Linked DNA regions of Homo sapiens: region 1 is linked to region 2. A link is a loop called in an ENCODE intact Hi-C map of the cell type or tissue named here. Cell type or tissue: K562. All regions are shown on one strand. Links, peaks and the distances in the headings refer to the core of each region. The heading gives the core; the rest is flanking DNA.

Region 1 (2,931 bases), core at 292-2,791, 170 kb after region 2:
GGCTTGAGCCCAAGAGTTTGAGGCTGCAATGTGCTATGACTGCACCACTCACTCCGGTGGGGGTGACAGAGGGTGTCTCAAAAATAGAATGTTTAAGGCCAGAGTTGCCTATTACAGAAGAGAGAACAAAGAAGTCTGAGGAAGCCAGGCAGGGCTGCTATACCCTCTTGGTTTTAAATACAGCTCCACAGCCAGTCCCTTCAGGTAACATAAAAAGCCGTGGGCTGGTACTAGGCTTTGGCTACTTAGAGGAGCATAAGTCTACAATAGTTGTTCAATATGAGGCAATATAATCATGGAATATCTAAATACAATCTGCTACATGTTTCCAAAGGCAGCAGAAATGGGAGCATCTGCCACCCTGTCTGTTATTAATACATGATGTACATTGAGGTATGTAGGTGCATGGAAGGAACAGGGAAATGTTGGTGTTAAGGCCAGGAAACAGATGGCATCTTCATTCAAACATGTTTTCTTGTCAACTTTGATAGAACAAATGCTCTTGCTGTACTTCATTTTGTAAAGTACGTATTTGTTTTAAAGGCAGGGATGTCTACCACATAAGGAAAAAAACTTAATAGCAGTTCAGTGTTTCTTAAAAATGATTTATCTTTCACGAAGTACTTTCTGAGCCAAATAACCAATTTTATATGGAAATTGAAAAATGACAGAGGATTATTTTTAAAGCAATTTCTCTATTCATGCCCTGTAACCTCTGAAGAAGTCAGGCTTATGAGGACATACACAGACAGCAAAGAAGTTGTCATCATCTATATTTATTTTTTGAAGTGGACCATCCAATCAGATATTAGATAATGCCTTTATGACCACAATTCTCAAGTAGACGTGTTTCATCTCAACACTTTGATTTATGATTTACAGCTCCCTTCTGCTTATTTTTCACTCATTGTGTCTATTAGCTTTCCTTTTAAAGATTTTTTTTTAATTTGACTAAACACAAAACCAGAAAAAATATTTTGGAAGCTGGCAGAAAAAATATGAGGTAGAAAATCTCATGAAGGAACATAAATTTCAGATACACGACTGCTGTTTCTCCTGGGCTGTGATGTACTTTCTTCATCTCTATGGCCTGTAGCCACCAGCCTCAGAAGTCCAGAGAGGCCAGGCATGACCCAGAACTTGGAGCTGAGGGAGCAGCCTCCTGGGCTTCGGTAAACAGTCAACTTCACCTTCTGTTTTCAGTCTCTCATGGTAGCTGGACCTGAGGGGCATTCAGATCTGTGCACCCTCCTTCCATAAATGGGCTCCTCTTACTCCTCAGTTCTCAATATCTAAGGGACAACTGTACTGAGCCATTTATATGCTTGCTCATAAACATCCAATGACTTACCATAGCTGCTAGAGAAAAGCTGCCCAGAGCCCTGAGACTGGCCTTCAGGGTTCTCCCCTACTGAACCTGACTTTCCTTTGTCTTTATCTCCCTCTGCTGCTCCTGAAGTGTGTCATGTGTTTTACTGAATGGAAAATCCACCATATTTTTCTTTCCCAGTATCTCTAAGTCTTTGCCCCTGCTGCCCCCTGCCAGGAATTAATTTCCCACATCCTACTAAGATCCTGCCTAGTCTCCTATATTGGCTTAACCTCCACCTCCTCCAAATAGAATTACTGTCTTTACTGGAAGTTGTATTGGCTGTCTGCATACACACCTGTCTTCTCCCTAAACCAGAAGCTCCTTGTGGATGGATCACCATGTCAACTGTTCTGACATCTCACATCCTGTAACACAGAGAAGCTGCTCCAAGAAGCTTGGCTCAATCTGCTGCCCCTGATACCTATTTTAGAAAGTTGAGAGTGAGGAGTTCTAACCCAGAGAATGCTAAGGGGAAAGGACAACCTTGGATACGTCCATTGTCAATACTATAACATAAGCTCATCTCCTGCAGGCACCATAGTGTCGCCAGCCACGCAACCTTGATGCAATCACAGGTTCCTGCCATTTTTCTTAGTTTCATCTTCCCTAAGGTCATCTGGTCTCTGGACCTAGACAGTTTACAAGGTATCCTGGTCTTCTTGCTCTGGCTCTCTCAGCACAATTGAAGTCCAACACAACTCAAACTAAATGCATCCGCAGCAACAACCACCTTCCCTGCTTGGAACTCTGTCAAGCATTCTGAATTAGTTACTGCCTTGTGTCCAGCTGTTCAGTAGATCTGTGTGCAGTTCTGCTTCTTCCCCCTTCACCATTATCTCCTGAATCTATCCCCATCCAACTGATTTTTCCAGCTGGGCTTCCAACTCCTCCTTTCCAAACCCACCCTACCCCATCATGTGATCTTCTGTCAAAATTTTGGTTTCTGGAAATTGAACGTCTTTGGTCACTTCGTGCAAGGGTCAATTTTTCGCTGAGATGCGAAAACACACGAAGAGTGTAGGTAGAGCTGGAGGTGTTTTATTAGGAAAAGACAACCTGTCAAAATTTACTTTTTAATGCATTTTTACTTCCTTATATCTACCTCCCTTTCATTCATTTATGCATACAATAATGAATAAATTGAATACCTGCCATGTACCTGACATTTGCTCAGCACTTGGGATAAATATTGGAGAGATGCAGATTCCCGTCCTCATGGTGAGGCATTGGAGATGGACACTAAGCAAATAAACTTAGTAAATAAGTTATATAATTTGCTATGTGCGAAAGGATAGAGTCAGAATCTGGGCCATGGGGAATTCTGGGGCAGAATGTGCAGGTCGCTGGGGCAGAGGGGAAGTTTAAGCCAACTTGACGGAGGTGCAGAATGAGCCCGGGGGAAGGGAGAAGAAGAGCAGTGCAGGCAGAGGGACAGGGATTTTGGCGTGTCTGAGAACAGTAGGCAGGCTGGGGTGGCTCCCTAGCCCAAGAGCGGGAGAACAGTACAGGAGGTTTGTGCAGAACAATAACAGGAATAGGGCCTTATAAGCAGTTGTAAA
Region 2 (2,931 bases), core at 223-2,722:
GGAAACAAATATTGTAAAAAATGAAAATATACTGATTTGAAACTCTGCTTTTCATCTAACACTATTCTGAGAATATCTTTCCACTTAATTGAGTAATTACATAATTAAATATGTAAAAAGTATTTTAAATGTCTTCCACAATTTTTCTGTAACATTAGGGTTAATAACAACATAATAACTGTTAATAACAATGTATGGTTAATAACTACACTCTTAGTTTCCCAATTCACCTCTTGGTGGACATTTACATTTTCCTAATGTGTAATATTTTACCAATAGTTCTATGAAGTGCTATGAAGAACAATCTTGTGACTATTTCTTTGTTGTATCCCTATAATCATTCTGAGTAGTGGATTTCTGGGGCAAAGACTATGCATATTTTAAGACTTTCAATAGCATTGCCAAATGTCCCTTGATAAAGTTTATTCCAAATGTATTCCCAAGTAGCAAAATAAGAATGCCTGTTTTTTATGTATTCACCCTTAACTTATGTTAACATAGGGTAGTGTCATTTAAAAAACTTTTACCAGAGATATTACACTGTCACTTTAATTTAGTATTTAAATGTTCTATAGAAATTTTAATCAACCTTTACACTTAGAGGTTCCATCTATCATCAGAAAAGTCTTCCCCACCAAAAAATTAAATAAGCTTTCATATATATTTCACTCTAAACTTTTAAAGCCTGGTTGTATAGATTTACATTTTTAATTCATCTTGAGTGTATTTTAAACTTTATACTTTTTTCAAGTGATTAGCAAGTTGTCCCTATTTGTTTTGAAATTGAGTTGAATTATGCATAAGATTTTGTTATTTCCCACACAAAAAAGAATTCTAATTAGTAAGATATAAAAATAGGCCTTATGTTAAAGGATCCTTAAATATAAAGTAGTCCTCATGGTATAGACTCTTAGGATCATTTTATTATAAAGATTACGTAGATTGACTCCGGCCAGCTGTTGGTAATTTTATTTTTTCAAAAACATGGTGTGAACATGAACTATGACAACTCCCTGAATAACAATCTTAAAAATTAAATCTTCACATACATGATTTGGCTTCAAAATAAAAGATTGTAGATAAGTTTCTCCATAAGCATAACTTCATTCTAATCTTGAAATCAGCAAAATTAAAGACTACAAGCATAATTAATTTTGATATGACAAATTAATTCTTGCTGTTTCTTGGCATTTTCAACAAGGATATTGATTGTTATCATAATTTTTTTAACACAAATAGTTATCCAATAAAATCTGGAAATGCATTTTACTATTTATTTAGAACTTCAAACTGCCACTAGATGGTGTCATTAAGTCTTTGCCAAACTAGGTCCAATATAATGTAAAGTAAAAGATCTGAACTTTTTACTCAGCACTTCTATGTAGTTAATGATTAAGTCATCTCTAGACAACCATGACTTTAGCTGAATTAAAAAGAATGTCAAATTTTTATTAAAAATGTGTGCTAGTAGGCAATTGCAAGTGGCCTTAATCTTTCTTCTTAAGATGAGTATATAAAAATTAATATTACTATATATACTCACAATAACCAATTGAAAAATAATATACAAGATGACCCCATTCATAATAGCTACAAAATGTAGCCAAAATGTGGAATAATTCTAACAAAATATTGCAATGCTCCTTTATACAGAAAATTATCAAGCATTATTAAAGAGCATTTTGAAAGTCCTAAAAAAATAAAGGGATATACAATGTTCATGGATGGAAAGATTAAACAGTCTCTCCAAATTATCAGAAAGAAACTGACTGAAATGGTGTCTAATACAATTGTATAAATTAACAAATTGATACTCAATTCATACATAATAACACAAGACTCTACATAGTCTGTTCAACTTGAAGAAAAAAATGGGAGTAACTTGTCTTACTTGACCAATGAAACAGTATATAAATCCAAAGAAAAAAATCTATGGTGGCATCCCAAAAATCAGAGAAAAAATATAATTGGTTATTCATATGGGAAAAAAATTAAATATAAATAAAATTATTTACTATACATAAACCAAAAATAAATTCCAAGACAACCAAGAACTTGGATATTTTAAACCATAGCTTTAAAACTGTAAGAAGAAAATGTAGAAATTTATTGTTTTGTCTCAGGATAAGGAAGAATTTATTAAATAAGACACCAAAAGCACAAAATAAAAAGTGATAAATTTTTCCATGTTAAAACTCCTGTGTATCAAAAGATACCACAAATAAGGAAAAAAAAGACAAACAGTGGACTATAAAGAAATTATTGGAAACTTAAGTATCAAATTAATGGTAGTTGTTATTTCCAGGGAAAGAAAACATAAAAAACTTTGTTTCATTTATTTTACAAAATAAATTGTGAAATAAATAGGCAAAATGTGCAATATGTTGAGATCTGATAAAGTTGCATAACAAGTATGCATTTTTATATATTTAAAAATCTTAAATAAGATTTTACTCCAATATTCAAGTTTTATTTTTAAAGAAATAAAAATGTATTCTGACATAGCAGTTCAGCCAGCTGTCCCTAATAGCCTTACAGTGGGTTTTTTTCTTTTACAGTCACTTTTACAATGCTATCTTATCTTTATATTTAGGGAGAAATTCTTGTCAAAAATAATAAAGTGAGTCCTTTTGGGTTTTTAAAAATGATTTCTTCTAACACCTTCTCACAGGGACTAGAATTTTCATTTTGGCTTTTCCATTTGAGAAACAGTGATACCTCTGGAGGCATGCAGACTATTAAAATCGTGTGTCCAATGTCCTATTAAATCATTGCAAGTTTTTTAAAAGTATAGTTACTATTATCTGTTTGGTTATCAGAGCCACTTATTTTGCAGCTACCCTGGGCCAGTCACAAAAAATAAATTATAATTCTACCCTTTGCACAGCAAAGCTGCAGCTCTGCTGGCCAGATTTTTTTGTATCATAGTTC

Evidence for each region. Hi-C counts contacts between places; a loop is a spot of excess contacts. Peaks named below come from ENCODE experiments on the same cell type or tissue, not always from the same donor. Only the 100,000 strongest peaks of a DNase experiment are listed, where the experiment ranks them.
Region 1: it touches region 2 in a loop (2.2-fold over the local background); 8 of 110 quality-filtered maps call a loop at or near these places.

Annotation. Positions count from the first base shown.
Region 1 is chr5:109,303,020-109,305,950 of GRCh38, reverse strand. The region is part of intron 3 of LOC285638 (a long non-coding RNA gene); the gene reads left to right. Among named protein-coding and RNA genes, the nearest start is that of PJA2, 110 kb to the left of the region's middle. In K562, for the core only: a CTCF peak has its summit at 1,462 (motif pointing left); no DNase peak of the experiment used is centred there; H3K27me3 peaks cover 703 bases.
Region 2 is chr5:109,477,823-109,480,753 of GRCh38, reverse strand. All of the region lies in intron 4 of LOC105379117 (a long non-coding RNA gene), which reads right to left. Among named protein-coding and RNA genes, the nearest start is that of PJA2, 69 kb to the right of the region's middle. In K562, for the core only: a CTCF peak has its summit at 1,296 (motif pointing right); no DNase peak of the experiment used is centred there.